Linked DNA regions of Homo sapiens: region 1 is linked to region 2. A link is an interaction called in ENCODE POLR2A ChIA-PET data of the cell type or tissue named here. Cell type or tissue: K562. All regions are shown on one strand. Each heading gives the region's core, and the rest is flanking DNA. Links, peaks and the distances in the headings are about the cores only. Region 1 overlaps AMBRA1 (autophagy and beclin 1 regulator 1). Region 2 overlaps AMBRA1 (autophagy and beclin 1 regulator 1).

What was found. ChIA-PET counts read pairs that join two places held together with the same protein. Peaks named below come from ENCODE experiments on the same cell type or tissue, not always from the same donor. Only the 100,000 strongest peaks of a DNase experiment are listed, where the experiment ranks them.
Region 1: POLR2A ChIA-PET joins it to region 2 with 5 read pairs; 6 of 35 experiments call an interaction of 5 or more read pairs at or near these places.

The regions. Positions count from the first base shown.
Region 1 is chr11:46,500,606-46,511,324 of GRCh38, forward strand. AMBRA1 (autophagy and beclin 1 regulator 1) reads right to left here. Exons shown (of 18, transcript NM_001387011.1): 9 at 7,586-7,765. Among named protein-coding and RNA genes, the nearest start is that of MIR3160-1, 54 kb to the left of the region's middle. In K562, for the core only: no CTCF peak of the experiment used is centred there; DNase peaks (open chromatin) are centred at 5,306 and 7,966.
Region 2 is chr11:46,408,487-46,419,205 of GRCh38, forward strand. AMBRA1 (autophagy and beclin 1 regulator 1) reads right to left here. Exons shown (of 18, transcript NM_001387011.1): 15 at 9,427-9,566; 16 at 1,790-1,882; 17 at 27-220. Among named protein-coding and RNA genes, the nearest start is that of CHRM4, 22 kb to the left of the region's middle. In K562, for the core only: a CTCF peak has its summit at 1,700 (motif pointing right); no DNase peak of the experiment used is centred there.

The sequences.
Region 1 (10,719 bases), core at 1,384-9,383, 92 kb after region 2:
TTTCTGATATCTCTCTCATATCACAAACACTCCATAGCTCTAGCCACAGATCTATTCAGGGTCCCTGAATAAGCCCTGTAAATCTCCTGTCTCTACGCTTTTGCTTAAGCTACTCCCTTTATCTAGAATCTCCTCGCTATACCCATCACCAATATCAATTCCTCTCTCACAGTTCTATGCAGTCTTCAATACCCAGCTCAAATCCATGAAGCTTTCTCACCTCTCCCCAAATACTCTCTCCCTTTATACAATGCTCTCCTAGTATTTTAGTGGTAACTTATTACAGTCTATCTTTTTAGATACTTATGTAAAACTTGATGCTATTCCATAACTTAAAATGCTTCAATGATTCCCTCTTGCCTATGGGATAAAGTTCATCTCCTTTGCAAGGCACGCAAGACAAAGATCTAGCTCCATTCTAGGGGCTCATCTGCCACACATCTTTAACTTTACAGTCTAGCCACACCTATCAACAAAGCAATTCCCCAAATATTCCATGCTGTTTCATGTTTCTATGACCATGCATTTACAGCTGGTACTCAAATAATGTTGTTTCATTCAATGTTGTTTTGTATAATGTTGATGAGGGAAAAAAATCAATTCCTGGCCATGGCCACTGTCTGAGTTTGCACACTTCCCCATGTCTGTGTGGGTTTTCTCTGGGCATTCCAGTTTCCTCTCACATCCCAAAGATGTGCACATTGGATGAACTGGCATGCCTAGACTACCTTAGTCTGAGTGAGTGTGGGTGTGTGCATGAGTGCACCCTGTGACGGAATGGCATCCTGTCCAGGGCAGGTTCTCCCTGTGCACCCTGAGCTGCCAGGATAGGCTCCAGCCACCTGTGAGCCAGAATGGGAATAAGCAGGTTGGAAAATAAATGAATACAAAATAATGTAAAAATATGTAAAGCATACAATAATCATACAGATGCACAACAATAATGATGCAGTACTAAGTCTCAGGGCACTGACCATATTTGTTCCTGTTTATGTTTTAACTACATAGTAGTTCCTCACAATTTTCACTTTGCAAACATCTATTCCTTGATTTACCTCACCCCACATTGACCACTGTCACTCACTGATTCACCAAAAATCAAATAATTATATTTTTATTAATCTTTTAGATGTACAAACAGCTCACATTTATTTCAATGTTTAATATAAGAAGTGTTTTGGGTGTTTTAGATGCTTGGTGACGTTTTTGTAGCCAGAAATATGTCACAGGAACTTAACTCTTGTTCATATCAATTAGTCTATGGTAAAATTAGTTTCATTATAGTAGTTTCGCTTAAGTTACAGTTTCCAAAGAGGAATTACTGTACTTGCCTTTCTCCTAAGTATACCTAAATAAAGACCCTATTTTAAGACTTACAGCTCTTTTCTAAGCCATTTTGTAAAGACATTCGACCACTACAAAAATTATCTGGAAAATAAGAGAGGTTTTTGTCTCTCTCCAGGTCATTTTCTTTCTTTTTTTTTGTTTTAATTTTTTATGAAAATAAAAAACTGCACAGGCTGGAGAGCAGTGGCATAATCTCGGCTCACTGCAATCTCCGCCTCCTAGGTTCAAGCAATTCTCCTACCTCAGCCTCTTGAGTAGCTGGGACTATAGGTGGAGAAGTTTTTGTCTCGTTCCACATTAAGAACTAATTTTGTATAATACCACCACTCAATAAATGTAGATGGCTGGCTGATTCCTAACTGCTTTAAGCAGGTTCCAACCTATAAAGAGAGTAACTTTACAGTGTGTTTCCTCAGCATTTCTCTTGCACTCCTAATATTAGAGTCTGTGGCTCATAAGACAAAGGAAAAGACAAAGGGAACTCTATTTCAAAATGAAGTAGATAATACCTTATCCCTCTCTGACGATTTTACTTGCCAAAAGTTACCCCCTCTTCCTTGGGTACAAGTTATATATTTGTTATTAGAGAGTAGTCACTGATTCCTACAGAAGTCCTAGAAATTCCCGGCTCAGAAGAGAGCAGGAACAAGTACTGTCAAGGACAGGTGGCTAGAATTCTAGTCAGGAGAACTTGAAATACATGAGTCATCAGGTCTATCACCTGATAAGAATGGTATTCTCTAGTTTCTAACATATCTTCTTTGCCATGACTCAACTAGGCTTTTTAAGTTATATCAAAGGGGCAGATGAAGAATATTAAATTGTGGGCCAGATGTGGTGGCTCACGCCTGTAATCCCAGCACTTTGGGAGGCCGAAGTGGGCAGATCACGAGGTCAGGAGTTCAAGACCATCCTGGCTAACACGGTGAAACCCCATCTCTACCTAAAATACAAAAAAATTAGCTGGGCGTGGTGGCAGGCACCTGTAGTCTCAGCTACTCAGGAGGCTGAGGCAGGAGAATGGCATGAACCTGGGAGGCGGAGCATGCAGTGAGCCGAGATTGTGCCGCTGCACTCCAGCCTGGGTGACAGAGCGAGACTCTGTCTCAAAAAAAAAAAAAAAAAAAAAAAAAAAATGAATTTTTGCTTTGTGTTCACAACTTGGCTGTTTATAGCAGAAGAGGACTAGCTTCTGGCCTATCTCAAGTTTCAACATGTCTTGCTCACTAATCATTTGTAGCTTTTGACATAAAGTGAGAGATGTGCAACTCTTCCTTTTTCTTGAACATACAGAGGTCACTATAGGGATATTAAATGGCCTAATTTCAATATTGCTGTGTATCAGGGAATAGGAAGGCCCAAGAAGAGGAAGAGAGATGGGGGAATCGCCAGTGAGTGGAGCAGTCAAAATATATACAACATTTACAATTAAGCTTATTGTCTTATATGATTGTGGTTCACAGTGCCCCAAAACAATTACAATTGATCACAGGTCACCATAACAGATCTAATAATAATGAAAACATCTGAAATACTGCAAGAATTACCAGTGTGACAGACAGACACAAAATGAGCACATGCTGTTGGAAAAATGGTGCCAACTGCTCAATGTCGGGTTGCCACAAACCTTCAATTTGTGAAAAACACAATACCTGCAAAGCGCAAAAAAAGCCAAGCACAATAAAACAAAGTGTGCCTGTATTTGGTCACAATGTGGACTTCTGGGAAAAGAGGACCCAAATATAAGCAAATTAATTAGAATAGTTAAGAAAATAAATTAACAGACCTAAAGAGAATTCATCTTAAGGCTAAAAGACTAGAATTCTCATTGAGATGTTTTTTCCAGGCAGAAATCCAAAGTACAGCCCGTGTGTCAAAATTGTGAATAAGAGACTTCTGTGCCAGCAACAGTCTTTTATTTGTTTAATACATATGGGGATCTCACTATGTTGCCCAGGCTGGTCTCGAACTCCTGGGCTCAAGCAATCCTCTTGCTTCAACCTCCCAAAGTGCTGAGATTACAGGTGTGAGCTGCCACACCCGGCTCTAGCAACAGTTTTCAAGAAGCTGAATGTAATTATCCAGTGGCTAGTATATACGATGCAGATATTTGCGACTGATCTAATCTGAAGCTTCTCTAGTCTGACTGTCATTAGCAAAGCCTTTGCTACAGTATCCCTTTGCCTCAGAAAGCAAAGCAGCTATAAAAAGAGGCAGGAAGGGCAGGAATATGGGCTAGGGAGGATTCTGGAATTATAATTACATTTAGATTAACAGATAAAATGAGTAAGGGGGCAAGCATAGCTGGAATAATTGTCATAAAGCATACACACCACCTCTTTTGTAGGCCTTAGCAACTACGGGCCATAGCACTTAACCTGGGCTTTATAAAAGCCCCCTCCCTCTTTCCAAAGGGATGGCAAACATGAAAATGGAAGTCTGCCTTACGCTTATTTGCCATCTCCATTCTAGTAGGTGGTCTGGGCTTGAAAGCAGACAGACAGCAATGTCATGGGCAGCCACACCTTTACCCTGCTTATGAACATCTTTATGCAAAGGCAGCTGCTGAGAGCTTCAGGAGAGACCTGCTGACAGCAGGTTTCTGGATGTCCTGTTTGTGCAGTTTGATAAACACAAGGACCCTGCAGTCTCAATCCTTGCTGTAGACAGAGATGAATGGCAGGAGAGGAAGCCTGCCCAGGAAGATGGTCATTCATCTAGATCACAAAAGAACAGAAAATTTAACCTGATGCTGACCAACCTCCAAAGCCACCCTCCCAAGAGATAAATCTCAATGGTCTTGCTCCACAGCAAGCTCTTGGAAAGGCTCAAAAATGGTGGTACATCATTTTCAAAGGTTTTTAAATCAGCAGGACAATAAAACTCAGACACTAAATATGCTTGCTCCTGTCCTCTAACCTTAGACATATCTGATTTGGTCAAATGGAAGAGAACCACAAAAGATGGGCTCTGAGTAATGGCTCCCTTGGTTTTCTGAGAACACTATACAACTGGATGTGACAAGCCCAAAAATGGCAAAATGATCTATGACTTAGCAAACAGAGGGAGAGGTCATCAAAGTGAGGTAGCAAAGGCAAGAGCATGAAGTGCTGAGAAGGTGAGGATACCAAACAAAGGAACAACTGTCTTAATGGTAACCTAATTGTTAGGAGGATTACTCGCCATATCTACCTTACATGTCTCTCTGTACCTGAAAAAAATATAAATCGTGACTGCACATGCCTCTGACTTTCCTTCTAGTTACCAAAGCTAAGGCAAAAGATTGGGGCAGAAAAATTAAAATGTGCTGGTACATTCCTTCTTTGTTATTCTCCCTCCTCACAGAGCACGTGGACACTCAGAGGACAGGAGCAACCACAAGCAGCATTCAGTTTACTGTAGAGGGAGGTGGGCAGGGAAGGAGACAGAGAAAGAATAAACAGTCAGTTTCAACCAGCCAGTAACATCCTTTACTAGAAGACCTGGACTACTAATGTTGAGGTGACTAATCCACAGCTGCTATTAAAAACAAGATTCTAGTCTACATCAGCCCAAAAAGAAAGGCAAACACCCCAGAAGGGACTTTCCAAGGAGTATGAGAGAAATCAGTCCATTGTTACTAACCAGGGAGCAATATAAGACCCCCTGAGAAAAAACAGTAAGTCAGTGCATGAAAGGTGAAGAAGGAAATGTAAATTCAGGTCATGCTAAAGCCAGGGGAGGGGGTGGGGGAGAGCGCACAGGTGGGCTGGGGGGAGCATAAGGAGGAGGCAGTCTGACACAGGAAAATCGAGGGGGAAGGAAGGGGAGAGAGAGAGGAGGTGGTAGCAGGAGAAAGGGAAGGTAAGACAAGAACAGAACATTTTAAACTAACCCAGAACTCCCTTGTGAAGGACAAGTCACGAGGCAAGATACAGCTTGAAGGCATGAGCCCCACATTTCACCACTGCAAAAAGATAACGCAGTCTCCCAGGCGTGCATGGAAAGAGGGCTAGGCAATCCACAACACTGACTCCCAGGGCTCCACAGCATTAGTGAGAGAAAGTCACCCAGGCTTTTCAGCAGCACTAAGTGCCAGCAGCCTTGGCATGTATGTTTCAACTGCTTCCCTGAATAGACCCTGGTGCTGGAAAAACCGTATCTACAGGAGAACATATTTCACTGTAAGTATCTGCCTGGCTAAGGGAACAAACACTCCATTTCCTTCACTGCTGATATACGCATCCACCTCACCCTAGAGTGGACAGAAGGGAGAAGGAACAAGCTGACAGTCAGAAGGTAGCTCTGCTCTTCTCCTGCAGTTGACAAGAGAGAACCATGACCTCTGCTCCATTTGCCACACCACTGCTACTTCAGGCCATCCCTGCATTTCTTTCACATTTACATCTTTCTCAGACAAATAAACCTCCCACTTAGTTTTCCTTTTGCTTCTAAGAGCACAAATGCTAGTAGTGTGTTTAATGACAGCATCAGGAAGGCAAATTGGTACAAAGGTTGTTCTCACTTTCCTAGTCCTTTCTGGCAAAGAGATTTCTTAAACACACTAAAAAGCTTTGTTGCAAGATGACTTGTGAGGAACTAGCCATTCAGTTAAGGAAGAAAGCTGAGGGGGAGATGAGAACTCTTAAGGCCCCAGACCTGACCCGGCTATGTCAAGATGGAAGGTGGGGAGGAAATGACTGACAGGCTGTCCTCTTTCACAAATGCCAGTGAAGAAGGAGGAAGAAATAATGCTTAACCGCCCTTCTCTCTCTCTTGCTTTTATGTTTGACAATACCAAAATATAAGGAATCAAAATGAGCCAAATGTTCAATTTGATACAGGCCATAAAAGCTCAGTTTCAGGATGGAAAGAAACACAATGAATGGCTAGAAAGGTCAGAAGCAGCAGATGAGAGAATGCAAAACCCAGCAATAAGATTGGCTAGCTTAGGCTGGGCGTGGTTGCTCACACCTATTATCCCAGCACTTTGGGAGGCCAAGGCAGGCGGATCACAAGGTCAAGAGATGGAGACCATCCTGGCTAACAAAGTGAAACCCCATCTCTACTAAAAATACAAAAAAAAAAAAAAAAAATTAGCCGGGCGTGGTGGCAGGCGCCTGTAGTCCCAGCTACTCCGGAGGCTGAGGCAAGAGAATGGCATGAACCTGGGAGGCGGAGCTTGCAGTGAGCCGAGATTGTGCCACTGCACTGCAGCCTAGGCAACACAGCAAGACTCCGTCTCAAAAAAAAAAAAAAAAAAAAAGGCTTGGCACGGTGGGTCACGCCTGTAATCCCAGCACTTTGGGAGGCCAAGGCGGGCAGATCACGAGGTCAGGAGATCAAGACCACCCTGGCTAACATGGTGAAACCCCATCTCTACTAAAAATACAAAAAATTAGCCAGGCGCGGTGGCGGGCGCCTGTAGTCCCAGCTACTCAGGAGGCTGAGGCAGGAGAATGGCGTGAACTCGGGAGGCGGAGCTTGCAGTGAGCCGAGATAGCGCCACTGCACTCCAGCCTGAGCGAAAGAGCGAGACTCCGTCTCAAAAAAAAAAAAAAAAAAGATTGGCTAGCTTAAATTCTAGAGCCTGGGGCTGACCCTGCTCCTTTAGCGCATCCTCCCATGGCTCTCCCCGCTGACCACTCAAAAAAGCCCAAAGAAGCAAGAAATCATTTCTCAACCCACCACATTAATTTGACAGACAACTTTTTAAGGTTCCTGAATGGGGGGTAAGAGTAGGGAGACCAAAAAAGTTTAGGCAATGGAGTAGGATCTTAAAGAGTCAGTCTGATCAGGGCACTAAGATAGAAAATCCGCCTCTTAGGGAAATCCAAGTATTTCAGAACGAAGACAACATCTCCACAGCTACTCTGCTTAGGAGAAAAAACACCAACCCTCCAGCCTCCCTGATGTGGTAAAGACAGTCCATGAGAAGCTTTCCACGGTCACTGGACATGCAAAAGGGAAATAAAAATGTTGCCCGAGGAGCAACAGCCACCATCCTCTCGCAATCTGGCCTGGGGCCCAATGGGAGGTCTCTGTCCTCGCGCGCCAGTGAATCAGCAAAGCAACTGCCAGAGGTGGGAGTGCTCTGGGCATCTTAACCCTCTGTCCCTCACCCCATCCTGCTACTCATAAATAATAATTGAGGAGTTGGGAGCAAGAACATCCACCATTGTAGCTCCAACAGTGGCCAACTTGGAAGCACTCCAAGCTTGAGAGGAGAGGGAAGAAAGCAAGCTGAGTATGTACTTACTCAAAGTCCTCAAATTCCAAGTCGGTTCCCTCTACTGATGGACCCTGGTTGTCTGAGGAAGAGGAGGAGGTGGAAGAACGGAGACGGTTCTGTTGGTAGCGCATGGAGCGCTGGCGAATACTGTCTCTCCGTGAGAGATACTGGATCATCCTCTGGGCGTAGTATGCAGCAGGAGATAATCTGAGAGAGACAGAGATGGACAAACACAAACTAGCACTAATGTGGGGAATACTATGAAAGGCAGTTAATCCAGCTCTCCCATGGCATCTCCCTGCTGAGGTGAACTCTGGAGACATGAAAATTAAAGGGCATTTAACTCAACTCACCAGGAGGTTTGCACTGCAGAATATACTTATCAGACTATCACCAGTGTTTCTGTTCTGAGATAAGGCAAACAGGCAGCTTAACCAGACATCTTCTGAGGAAAAGCTGCCCCTCCCCAAGAGAAACACTGGGCCTTTCCTTCTAGCTTCTGAAGGTACACTTTTAGCTCCTCAGGGTGCTCTTTACACAGAGCTGTGCTCATTCATAGCTTTTCCTTGATCACCATCCATACGCAAAATGGAAGACATGAAAGGGACCTGAGCAATTATCTACCATCATGTTTTACAGATGAGAAAAGATGCCAGGAGATGGTAAGCCTCAGATGATTAAAGAAGGTATCCACAGGTATCTTCACCAGGACTTCTGTCTTCTCCAACAAGTATACACAGCTCCAGATTTGTCCTACCTCCTTAGCATGATCTCTTGGAACCTCTTTTTCTCTCCCTTAAGAATTAGTCATAGATATTTGTAACATGGGGAAAAAATTCAGAACTGAGACTGACAGTAAAATATACTTGGGAGAACAGAAAATCTAACAGAAAAAAATAAAAGAGATTTTTTTCTATTTCTTACAATCAGAGCATCAGAGGCTGCGTGGGCACTGGGCAATATGGAAGGTGAGAGTTGTTCCTCTTTCTTCTCCTTTATGATGGCTATTCCTGTAAATAATTAGTCCAGATCTACATTCTTCAAACTACGGCTTTAATATCTTGCTACTCCATGAAAACTCCTAGTGTTATATACAATTCTCCACATTGCCTTCTCAAGTTTTCCTCCATCTCTCACAACAGTATTATATAATTTGACGCTATGGACTGAAAACATGAGAGGAACAATAACAGAAAAATGTTTTCTATGATAATATTAAATGGATTACTAAAAAATTTCAAGACTAAAAACCTGCCCCAGGCACACTTGACTCAATAATTCTACTAGAAACTTTATCCTACAGAAATACATAAGGTTACAAAGATATATATAAGAAAGTTCATTTGCAACATTGTCAGCATTAGTGAAAAACTGGGAAGCAACCCAAATGCCCAGCAACAAATTAAATAAATTATTAATATATCCATACAAAGAAACACCATGTAGCAATTAAAGAGAATAAACTATTCCTATATACTCACAAGGAAAGTCCTCTAAAATAAAATCTTAAGTGGGAGAAAAATTGAAGAATGGTCTGTATACACTAATACATATACTAAAATATGTTGCTGTTACTAGGCAAAAAAAACTATAAGGGAACAACACAGCAATCCTAATGAGGATTCCTGGGACTTTTGTATTTTATATACTTCCATAATGTTTGAATATAAAAGGAAAAGGGCATAGATTTTCGGTTTTTTAATGGAAATCAGAAAAAAATTGATTAAGAACAGAAACAGGAATAGTTATATCCAAATGGTACAAAAAGTATTGGCAACTATCTTGCAAAGAGGTCCTCAGTAAGTCTACCAACCCAGGTCACAGTCAACTGCAGTCAACTGCTAGAGGAACATAGGCTGCCTCTGAAATGCCTGTCATCAAAGGTGGTATCCTTCTGGCCAACCAGCAAATGGAATTCCCAAGCAGAACAGCTAACAATCTTTTAAACTCAAAAGTCTGTTTTACAGAATAATACACTGCAGTGAACACCAACGAGTCAATATTATAATATCTGTGTATAGCAAGTAGGCATAGGAGGCACAGATGCCTTGGCCAAGAGAATCAGAGTACAAGAGCTAGTTCCTAAAAGCCTCAACTGGAGGAACTTTCATTATCTGTTTGGGCCCCTGTTCCCATGCATTTTGCAAGGATGAACCACAGAATCCTAAATTTTCAACCAACAGAAGTCGATGTTCGTGCACTGTTCTTATATCTGCCCAATATATAGAACTCTTCTAGCAGAAATCAAGCATCATTGGTTAAATTCTCAAGTCAATCAGACTAGAAAAGAATATACAAGGAGAAAAATCTCAAGAGGAGAAAGAAGACCCTTTTATTTGGAACCGATTCTGAAAAGTGATAAGTACACTTACTTTATAGGCTACCCTAAGTAATGGAAAAAACATAATATTATTGGTGATAGAGGTAGACATAATGTTGATGCTAATGATAATAAGAAGACTGCCTTTTTATGTAGGGACATAGGAATTCCCCAAGCTATGAAACTGTAGATTAATGGTTTAAAAAGCATTCCTGCCACAATTATTAAATACAAGTATATCCTAGCCTTGTCCTTTTAGATATGCAGAGGGAAGCTAAGGATCTGAATGCTGAGGTGTCTCACTAAGGCTCTGACCTATACATAGTGTATAGGGTGAAGCCTAAGAGGAAAAAGAAACTAAACAACCAGCAATGAGGTAGTAACAATCATCCTCCTAACAAAGAGCTGGAAAATCATCAAACAACCCTAGTCTTCCAAGTGAACATTTTAAATGTTTAAATAAATCCTTAAGTTTTCTTCAAGGAAAAATACTTCCTTTTCCAAAAAAACCTATTTTGTATTCAAAGTGTAAAAATACCAACACCACGAAGTATGACACTTTCCGTGATAAAGATCACAGTAGGATAAATAACAGATTTATTATATAAAAGGAGGATAAATCATGGTCGTTAAGTATCCTTGTAGAACACTGCCAGGTTAAAAGTTCTGGGGATGAGATGCCTATTGCTGTCTTTATTGCAAGAACTTCTCTATCTCAGTGCTTCAAAGTAATTGATTCATATGAAAAATTCCTTTCCCTTATATTTAGGGTGTATAATCCTCAAACATCATTAGAGACTCACATAAACTTCCTTGTTTCACTCATCATCTATGGTGCCTG
Region 2 (10,719 bases), core at 1,485-9,484:
CCCCTCCAGCGCCACATGGCTCCTACCTTCACCAGGACCTGAGGCGGCTGTCCCTGGCTCCGGCACCTCCCTCTCAGTCTGTGTTTCGGCATTCTGCAGCTGAAGGGCCAGAGTCTGGGTGCCCTGAGATGTCACTGAGGTGGCAGGGTTCCGGGGCTGAAGCCCAATGGCATTCATCAGCCCCATGTCTCTGTCTGTCCTCCATGTGGCTCTGCTGGTTCTAGGGAGAGAAAGGCAGACTAAAGTCAGATGGGGCTTGGGACAGCACCCCTCACAGCACTCTGCTGGCTCTGTGCCAATCCTCAGGGCAGTGTGGGCCAGGCCCTGCAGGCTAAGAGAAGCCCTGTGCTCCTGCAACTACATCTTGATGGTGGTTAACTTGTCTGTGTCCATTCTCCCCCAAGGTTAGTCTATACCCTAGAACAATGAAAGGCCACAGAAACATCCAATCTTGCAACCCTGGCTCACTCAGTCATGCCCTTCAACAACAGGCCCCTGTCGGGGAGTGGGGAGGAGCTGTAGAGATGGCTGATCTGAAAAGACTAATGAAATTCAGGAGGCCAGTAGCTGAGATCATGGGATAAAGAGTGAGCACTAGAAGAAGGTCCTTTCTCTCTTTAGCTTTACCTTCCTTCCAACTGTATGCTCATAAGATTCCACTTTGAATTCTTGAATTTGCAAGTGAACTGAGAACTCCACTTTGGAAGGAAAGAACTGGAACTCTTTTTTTTTTTTTGGTGAGACAGTCTCGCCCTGTCACCCAGGCTGTAGTGGCGCAATCTCAGCTCACTGCAACCTCTGCCTCCAGGATTCAAGCGATTCTCCTGCCTCAGCCTCCCGAGTAGCTGGGATTACAGGCATACACCACCATGCTCGGCTAATTTTTGTATTTTTAGTAGAGAGGGGTTTCACCATGTTGGCCAGGATGGTCTCCATCTCCTGACCTCGTGATCCGCCCGCCTCAGCCTCCCAAAGTGCTGGGATTACAGGCATGAGCCACCGCGCCCATCCAGGACTGGAACTCTTATGAGGCTGTTCTGGGATCCTCTTTCCAGGGCCTTCTGAAAACAGACCCTTGCAGGTAGGGAGCACAGGCTGTCCTACAAGGAAGGTTCTGGCCAATGCTAGCATCCCCCTTCCTTGGGCATCTCCCAGGCACTGCCTTGGAATAGCTGGAGCTGGCAGCAGAGGCAGCCCAGGCCTTTTGAGACTATCACCAGACACTCACATTTCTAGCTGCTTCTGGGACTATTCCTCCAGCTATGCTCAGCAATTCCTAGGGGAAGTAGCAATTGCTTTGGGTTTATCAACAACCCAGCGCTTTGTTCCAGTCTTCATTAGTGAATTAAGTGATGAAAGGATCAGTACCAGATTTCTACTAATGGGTGCCTCAAGAGGATTTGTCCCTGGGCTACAGCCCTGGGCAGCTTGGTCCCTGAGGTCCTGGTCATCTGGAAGAGCCTGGGCCATGGAGCAGACTTCATGGGGCGGCATCCTTCTCCAGGCCCTATCTTCTCTCCTCACCCCAAGTGTGCCCAGGCACCATGGCCAGGATGGGAGAGGGCCAGGGGGTGGTTCTACAGCAAGACTCTGAGAGCAGAGCTTTTGTTCTCTTTCTTAGCCACACAACACTTTTCTCAAATGAAACTGTACACAAAAGATCAAGGAGGTGCTGCTCTGGTTGAGGAGGGACCCAGAGCCCTAGAGGGCGCTGCTTAAGAGCCCATCAAAAGCAGGAGGAAGGGATGGGCCTCCAGCCAGCTGCTCCCTGCCTACTTCCCAAACATACCCAGGCCGCTCGCTGCTCCTGCTGTTGGAATGGACAGTGAAGACCGTCTCGTTCAGCTGGTCCCAGTAGTACTCAACACCAGAGTTTAAGGCCCTAAAAATCAGTTGGGAAGGGTAAAGAAGAAGGTGAAAGGCATTAGAGAGGGAAGGATAAGAGCTCCTGAAACTCCTGGCTTTGTGGACTGTGGCTGCCCATCCTTTCTCTCTCCTGGGGCTGAGCTGAAACCAAGACCAGAGCTGCTGCCTCATCAGGATGCTCAGTGCTGGATCAATTCAGACAAATCTCTAATAGCCTAAATGCCTGGAATGGTGGGTTTAGCTTCTCCCTTCCCCCTGACAAGCCTAACCGGCTCCTCCTCGGAGCTAAGAGACAGCTAAAAAAATAGCAACAACAGATACAGGCAGTGGGTCCTGAGTATTCTTCAGACACAGAGAAAGGAACTAAGATGGCAAATGTGAGGCTGGAGTGAGGCCCACTGGAGAGATACAGAGCCATGGACAGCCCTGCCCAATGGGCATGCCTAGTCTTGAAAAGCAGAGGCCTTGGCCAGGCGCCAGTGGCTCACGCCTGTAATCCCAGCACTTTGGGAGGCCGAGGCGGGCAGATCACAAGGTCACAAGATCAAGACCATCCTGGCCAACATTGTGAAACCCTGTCTCTACTAAAAATACAAAAATTAGCTGGCCGTGGTGGCACATGCCTGTAGTCCCAGCTACTCAGGAGACTGAGGCAGGAGAATCACTTGAACCAGGAGACAGAGGTTGCAGTGAGCTGAGATCGCGCCACTGTACTCCAGCCTGGGTGACAGTGCAAGACTCTGTCTCAAAAAAAAAAAAAAAGAAAAAAAAAAAAAAGAAAAGCAGAGGCCTCAGAAAACAAAGACAGTGCAGGCTCTCGCCCCTGGGGCGGCCTGAGCGGAGGAAGACAAACTTCACCAAAAGTCAGCTATTTAACCTAGAGGCCTAGGTCACCCTCCTTTAACAACAGAAGTTACCTCCATAAAGAGCAAACATCCCCAAGTGAGTGTATTATAGGATGCTGGGAGGTGCTTCCTTCCTAAACATGGGTGTTGGCTAGGACAGAGACCAGGCAGGGCCTGGAAGACGAGGGACTGTGTCCCAGGAGGTCCCAGGAGGTCCCAGGAGGCTGTGCTGCCTCAGGTAAAAGGCAACAAAACCAGGCACTGAGCCTCCAAATCTGCCTTTTTTTCTGAGATGGAGTCTCACTCTGATGCCCAGGCTGGAGTGCAGTGGCATGATCTCAGCTCATTGCAACCTCTGCCTCCTGGGTTCAAGCAATTCTCCTGCCTCAGCCTCCTGAGCAGCTGAGATTGCAGATGTGTGCCACCACGCCCGGCTAATTTTTGTATTTTTAGTAGAGATGGGGTTTCACCATGTTGGCCAGGCTGGTCTCGAACTCCTGACCTCAAGTGATCTGCCCACCTTGGCCTCCCAAAGTGCTAGGATTACAGGCATGAACCACTGCGCCCAGCCCAAATCTGTCTTTTTAATTTTTTTTTTATTTTTTATTGTTTGAGGTGGGGTCTCACTATGTTGCCCAGACTGGTCTTGAACTCCTGGGCTCAAATGATCTTCCCACCTCGGCCTCCCAAAGTGTTGGGATTACAGGCGTGAGCCACCATGCCCGGCCCAAATCTGTCTTTTAGAGGGTAACTATGATTAGGCTTCACCTGAGGGAATACTACTTGCTTCTTTGAAGGGAAAGAGCCACAGCCAAACAAAAGTGCTCTTCTTTTCACTGCGCTGTAGTAAACCTCTCCCAGCTCCTTTTAAGGGGCCTGTCAGGCTGTGGAGTTGGTGTAATTCCAAAGGCCACCTCTTTAAAAAGCAGTACAGTTGTCCCTTGGTATCTTTGGGGAATTGGTTCCAAGACCCCCTGTGGATACCAAAATCTATGGTTGCTCAAGTCCCTAATACACAAACTATCCATATCCTTTTGTATACTTAAAATCATCTCTAGATTACTTGCACTAATACAATGTAAATTATGCAAATAGTTATTATACTGTATTGCATCTCACTCTGTTGCCCAGTCTGAAGTGCAGTGGTGTGATCACGGCTCACTACAGCCCTGACTTCCCTGGGCTCAGGTGATTCTCCTACCTCAGCCTCCCGAGTAGCTGGTACTACAGGCGTGCCTCACCACGCCTGGCTAATTTTTTTTGTTTTTTGTTTTGTAGAGACAGGGTTTCACCATGTTGCCTAAGCTGGTCTCAAATTTCTGGGCTAAAAAATCTGCCTACCTCAGCCTCCCAAAGTACTGGGATTATAGGTGTGAACCACCGTTCCCAGACTAATTGTATTGTTAATTTTCACTGTTTTTTTTTCCCCAAAATGTTTTTGATTTATGGTTTGTTGACTCCATGAATGTGGAACCTGCAGATACCAAGGGCCAACTGTTTATCCTTCCTCTTCTAAACAGCCATTTTTGTGGGGTTTGGGGATTGTCTGAGAACCAGATGGGCATTGGAGGGCAAAGATGAGAAAAGGCTACCTTACATTATGCAAGAGGTAAATGGCCAGAAGTAACAGCAGAGGCCTCCAAAAACAAACTCATCTCTGTTTTTGGTGAGCAAATCCTGTCTGTGTTAGATACTATGTGAAGCTGGCTGCCAGGAAGACTGATTTACAAACTTGTCAAGATGTATTGACAGGTTGCAATACCACATGGGTCCCTGCCAAATCCCTCTTCTGGAATTCTTGCTAGCCAGGGCTGGTTAGTGACAACAAACTGTTCACATCAGACCTACAACAAACCATGTACTTCCTGACCCGGAACCTTCCTTCCTACCTCAGAAAAGAGGCCACAAGAAGGCCTTCTGTCTGAGCTGGGACTGTCAGCATAATGCTGGTGGCCAAAAGGTCCCCTCGAATGCTTTCCATCCAGGCAGCAGCATGGAGCATCATCGGCTCAGGGCTGTGACCTTGGCTACTGACTGAAGAGGTCCACTGCCAACAGAACAGGGGCCGTACTTCCTGTCTCAGATGTGTTGCTCCACTATGCCTCCCCATCCCAATCCTTTCTGCTCCCCACAAACAGGTCTAATTCTAAGCCTGGATTTGCTTTACTTTCTGTGGTCAGAGAGCTGGACTACAATGAGCTCATGGATTTGGTTTCAATTCCAGACACTGTACCAAGGAATAGAGTTGAAGACACCCTCTCTGGCTACTGAAACTCTTAGCTTTCTTTCTTTCTTTCTCTATTTTTTTCTGAGATGGAGTTTCATTCTTGTTGCCCAGGCTGGAGTGCAATGGTGTGATCTCGGCTCACTGCAACCTCAGCCTCCCAGATTCGAGTGATTTTCCTGCCTCAGCCTCCCGAGTAGCTGGGATTACAGGTGTGTGCCACCATGCCTGGCTAATTTTTGTATTTTCAGTAGAGACAGTGTTTCGCCATGTTGGCCAGGCTGGTCTCGAACTCCTGACCTCAGGTGATCTGCCTGCCTCAGCCTCCCAAAGTGCTGGGATTACAGGCATGAGCCACCATGCCCGGCCTGAAACTCTTAGCTTTCAATACCCAGTGTCACTGACTGTCTGTGAGCTAAAGAATGATCCCAACATGTCCTGGTGTCTTCTTGGGTCTCAGTGAGGGTGAATGAGTCACTGTTTGCTCTGGGTTCTTCCTGGGAACTACACAAATACACCAAGGGAGGAGGAAGGCTAGGAGGTCCAATCAGGGCCAGCCTTTTCCAGTGGGCTTCCACCTCACACCTGGCTTCCTCCACAGCATCTGGAAGCTGTGCTTCTGGGCCTGGCTCAACAACTTCCCCATGCTGAGACCTTCCAAGGGCTCCCTGAACAGACCTGAGCTCCCTCAGTGTCACGATGCTCTCTTCACAGAACTTCTGGCTCTGAACTTCCCAACTTCTTGGGACCATTCCCTTGGATAACATTCTTCTTTCATTTATCAGTGACACGACGGGAGAGGATCAGACCAAAGATGCCTGGTGTCTCTGCAGCGCGGGAAAGAGCCAGCACCTGGCTCTTAGAGCCTCGCCTGAAAGATGTGGTTTCCGTGGCAATTTTGGCTCCCTTTTGATTCGGAGGCATGCTTTCCCCTCCCTGGGTGATGATACTTGACTATAATTACCATGATTACAGAAGGGACAGAGCTGGGGCCTTGTCAGGAGCCCCACAGTTGGCCAATGGGCCAGATGCCCCATAGTCTCAGCCCACCTCTCTTCTGCCATGAGTCCCCTGATTCTGTCCTTTGAGCTGACTCTGAGAGGCAGTGGGCTTCCCGCCAGCACCTCCCCCTATCACATTTGTAGGGCTGGTTTATGAGGCCGGAAGTAAGCAAGCACCCCCTCATATCAACCTGGCACTTCACACCCCCCATGGTTATCAGTGGGGGTGCTGGCTGGCTGGCAGGCAGCCAGAGGCACAGCAGCAGCTTGGGCAGAGTGCAGGTGGGGGAGCAGAGGAGGAGGGAGCGCCTCAGTGCCAGGAAGGGCGGGATGACTGCGCTATCAGCCCCTGGGATGGCTTTGTAGAGGGGCTGACTGGCCAGTTGTTTGTCTTCTTGCCTGTCCTAAGAATTCCTTCCCCTGGAGAGATGGAGGATTTTTGAAGGCCTTAGTCTACTGCCAAGTGGGTTTTAGTACCACCAAGAGATGCCCAAGGAGCTTGTTCCTCTGTCTTTGTGCTTGGAGAGACTGCTGAGGCAAAGACAATGGAGGAGAAATCAAGAGCAGTATTGAGAGCACAAAATGGGGTGCAGCTGCCTGTGCCTGGGACAAAGGCAGACAGCCACCTGTTTCGGAGGGAGGGCTGCAATCTTGGCCCAGCTGGCTGGCTGGATCCTGTGCCCTTGGGAATGGGTGTGCCAGGGAGCTGTATCACCCAGGGATAGGCAGCTGCCTATGAGACACACAAGAACCCTGAGCTCCTACTTCCCTATTTGTTCTCCTCATTTGAGACTGGAGACCACTCATCTGTAGACCGCTCAAAAGACATGAATGCGCTCACTGATCCTCTCTCATTTCCACCTGCATCCATGCCTGACCTGCTGAAATGTCTCAACACAATCTAAAGCTGCATTCTTTACCTGAGGTCTTAAAGAGTTACAAAAGTATGTGTGTGTTATTGTGGCATATTTTTCTGTGGAAGACTGTACATTGCTTTCGTCAGAATTTTAAAGGGGTTTTTGAGTGAAAAGCGCTCTGGATAGTAAAGTGAGGAATTCTAGTTCTGTCATCTGTTAGGAGGCCTCAGAGGAGTCTTAACTTCCTTAGGTGTATATTGCTCACACACAGTCTTCCTTGCCTAAGCTTTGAAGAACTTAAGTCATGTCCATGTCCAATTTATATGGTACCCTTACATTTTGGGCCCTAAGGCTTGAGGCATTTGCCAACCTGACCCAAGAAGTCAGGAGAAACAGCAACCAAAAAAGATGGGCTAAACTAGTTTTCTTAGTCCAACACAACTTGGTCTGTGACAGGACACTGTTCAATGTGTCCAGTGCTAATGCCATCTTACTCAGGGAAGAGGCTTGAGTTCCTGGTGGGTAAGAGAGTTCCCCAGGCAGCCCAAGATGGCTTAGGCCAGCTGAGACTCTGGGATGCTGGAGCAACATATGGGGAGAAAAGAGAAAACAGAAGCCAAAGTCAGTTTCATGTTTGGCTGAGGTGACTGTGACTGACACAAAGTAGGCAGGCTGGGGTTTCAGACATAAAAACCTTTATGAGGCCACAACAAACTGGGTGTAGATTATTTTTGCAAGGGAGAGGACTAGAAATTTGGCTGGGACAAAAGTTAGTGGTGGAAGCCATAGACAAAACAACACTGCTGAGGAAAGAGGTCTTGGAGAAACAGGGAAAGAAAGGCCTGTAACTGAAGTGTAAGTAAGAGTAGAATCATAGTCCAGAATTCTGTGCCAGTTTTGGAAAAGATGCTTATTAGATTTCTCTTATGAACTGTTAAGAAAAGAGATAAGACAATCAGCATCATGTGCTTTGGGGAAAAGGAGTATTTCAGGACAGATCCTGGGACTAGGGACAGGCCAGAAGAAGGGCAGAAACTGAGAGACCCAAGGAGATAATGAAAATGCTCTCTGGATGCTCCAGAGATGGTGAAAGATGGTCTCTGGAGCAAGTGGCTTGCAACACAAAACATTCTTGCAGCTCCAAGAGCAGCCTGAGCAGGCTAGGCTTAGACAGTAGTCTGTCTTTGGGAGGAGCTCAAAAAATTCAAAATGGAATGCAAGAGCTGCCCTAAGAACCAGTTTTCCTTTCTCCTAGGCCACTGACCTAATTCAGCCGATAAGGACTCAATCAGCACTTCCCTACCAGGCCACATGAGCTGACCCAAATACATCCTTTAGGAGAAACTATCAAGGATCCCATCAAAAGGCAACACGGACACTTCCGATAACCAGAGACCCTGTTGGAACTGTCACACCACACTCTGTGATCTGCAGAACACTCTGGGAAAAGACTCTGCACCAAGTGGAGGTCAACATGAGGACAGCCTGGAGGCAGAAGTGGCATTTAGTCGGCTGGAACCTTGCAGCGTCCCACGCAGCAATCAACCTGATCGGCAGTGAGGCAGAGCTTCACACTCTCCACCTGGCTGAGGCTGGAAACTGATGACAGACCTGGCTGACTCCCAGCGTCTCTAATGAATGGATGCCTGGAGAAACTCTGACCTCCATAAAGCCAGAGGAAGGGGAAGGGGTGTCATCAGGACTTCAGACACAAATCCCCTCCTACTCCCTACTTCAAGACCAGATAATAATTGCTTTGACTGTAAATTGAGCTTTTCTTTTTTTTTTTTTGAGACAGAGTCTCACTCTGTCGCTAGGTTGGCGTGCAATGGCATGATGTCAGCTCACTGCAACCTCTGCCTCTCAGGTTCAAGCGATTCCCCTGCCTCAGCCTCCTGAGTAGCTGGGACTACAGGCACGTGCCACTATGCCCGGCTAATTTTTTGTATTTTAGTAGAGACGGGGTTTTACCACGTTGACCAGGATGGTCTCAATCTCCTGACCTCGTGATCCGCCTGCCTCAGCTTCTCAAAGTGCTGGGATTACAGGCATGAGCCACTGTGCCCAGCCCCAAATTGAGCTTTTCAATCTGCTTTCACTAGTATAAGCTAGAGCTCCAAGCAGAAAGGAAAACAAGCAAGACAGAATTGTTGTTAGAGATCAGTTAGAGATCGGCTATTAGAGATCAGTGGCTTAACAAATTAGGGTTTCAACAATACCTATTTCCAATTCTTTTTAAGTTAAAGTCTACGGTATTTACTCAAACCCAAGACCACCTGTTGAATTTTTCTAGCAGGGTTTAAAAAAGAATCTTTGATATCTATGCTTTTGACTGCAGGGAAACTTTAGTATCACTAGGAAACCAGAGAACAAGGGAAAACAAAGAAAAAAAAATACTGCCTTTAGATTCAAGAAAACATGATCACTAAATCAGTCTCTGGATGAAATGTGAAATGGGGAGCTAATCCTACCAGCCCCTGTGGGAAGAGGGCCCTTTAAGGAGTGGCGCTGAGAATGAGGCAGGCTCTAGATGGATTGACATTTCCCTTCTAAAAGACCCCAGTTGGTGAATACTGATTACCCCAGTCCTCGGCCCCAGTGATCCCTCAACCCCCACACTTTAAGCCACTTACTCTGGTCGGCAGATCACCAGGTCTCCTTTGTTAGTACCATAGGCCAAGCCAAGCCCTGGCTCAGGCAGCCAACGGGCAGAGTTGATACTGACATGTCTCCGCTGGTCGGCAGGCATGGGATAAAGGACGTTGAAAACTCTCTAGGTAGAGGAAAAGAGGGAAAAAAAGAGAATGGGAGGAGAAACAATTTGTTACCAAGAATAACAAAATCCAGGGAGAAACAAATTAGAAGGAGGAAAGGAGGTGGTTAGGCTGGGAACAGGATGACTCTTTTTTTTTCTTTTTTTTCTATATCTATCTATCTATTTTATTATTTATATATAAATATATATAATATATATTTTATTATTTATATATAATATGTTTTATTATTTATATATAAATATATAATATATATTTTATTATTTATATATAAATATGTATTTTATTATTTATATAAATATATATTTTATTATTTATATATAAATATATATATTTATTATATATTATATATATTTTATTATTATACTTTAAGTTCTAGGGTACATGTGCACAACGTGCAGGTTTGTTACATATGTATACACGTGCCACGTTGGTGTGCTGCACCCATTAACTCGTCAGTCACATTAGGTATATCTTCTAATGCTATCCCTCCCCACTCCCCCTACCCCACAACAGGCCCCGGTGTGTGATGTTCTCCTTCCTGTGTCCAAGTGTTCTCATTGTTCAGTTCCCACCTATGAGTGAGAACATGCGGTGTTTGGTTTTCGAACAGGATGACTCTTAACTCATGCCTGAGAACTTGGGGCAGCAGGAGAGATGGGATTCTCTTAGTTTTGGGGAGAGCTAGGTCTCTTTTAAGAAATACTAGGGGACTCTATGGCTCTAATAATGCGCTCTCCTTAGAGCCTTTTAGCTAACTAACTTCATTGCTTTTAAATTAACTCCCTGGAAAGCCCCATAAAGCCCACCATACCAGGACGGACTGCCCATAACTTTCCTCTGACCAGGCCAACCAGTGAGCATCAGCCTTGGCTGGTAGTCCTGTTACCATGGTAACCACAGTGCTCTCACAGCAATGGGGAATTGGAGGTGATAGGGGGGCGGGAGGGGGTGATAACATCAGAGAACATTCTTAATTCATCTAATTAAAAGCAATGTTAAAACTGCTATTGTTAAGGAAACCTAAAAGGTGCATTAAGATGGAGGGAGCGGAGCAGAGGGGAATCGTGAACATTCAGGCACACAACTTGTTTCTAGCTTATATAAATCACCGTTAAATTGATTGTTTCTCTTTTTCCAAGCTAATATTTT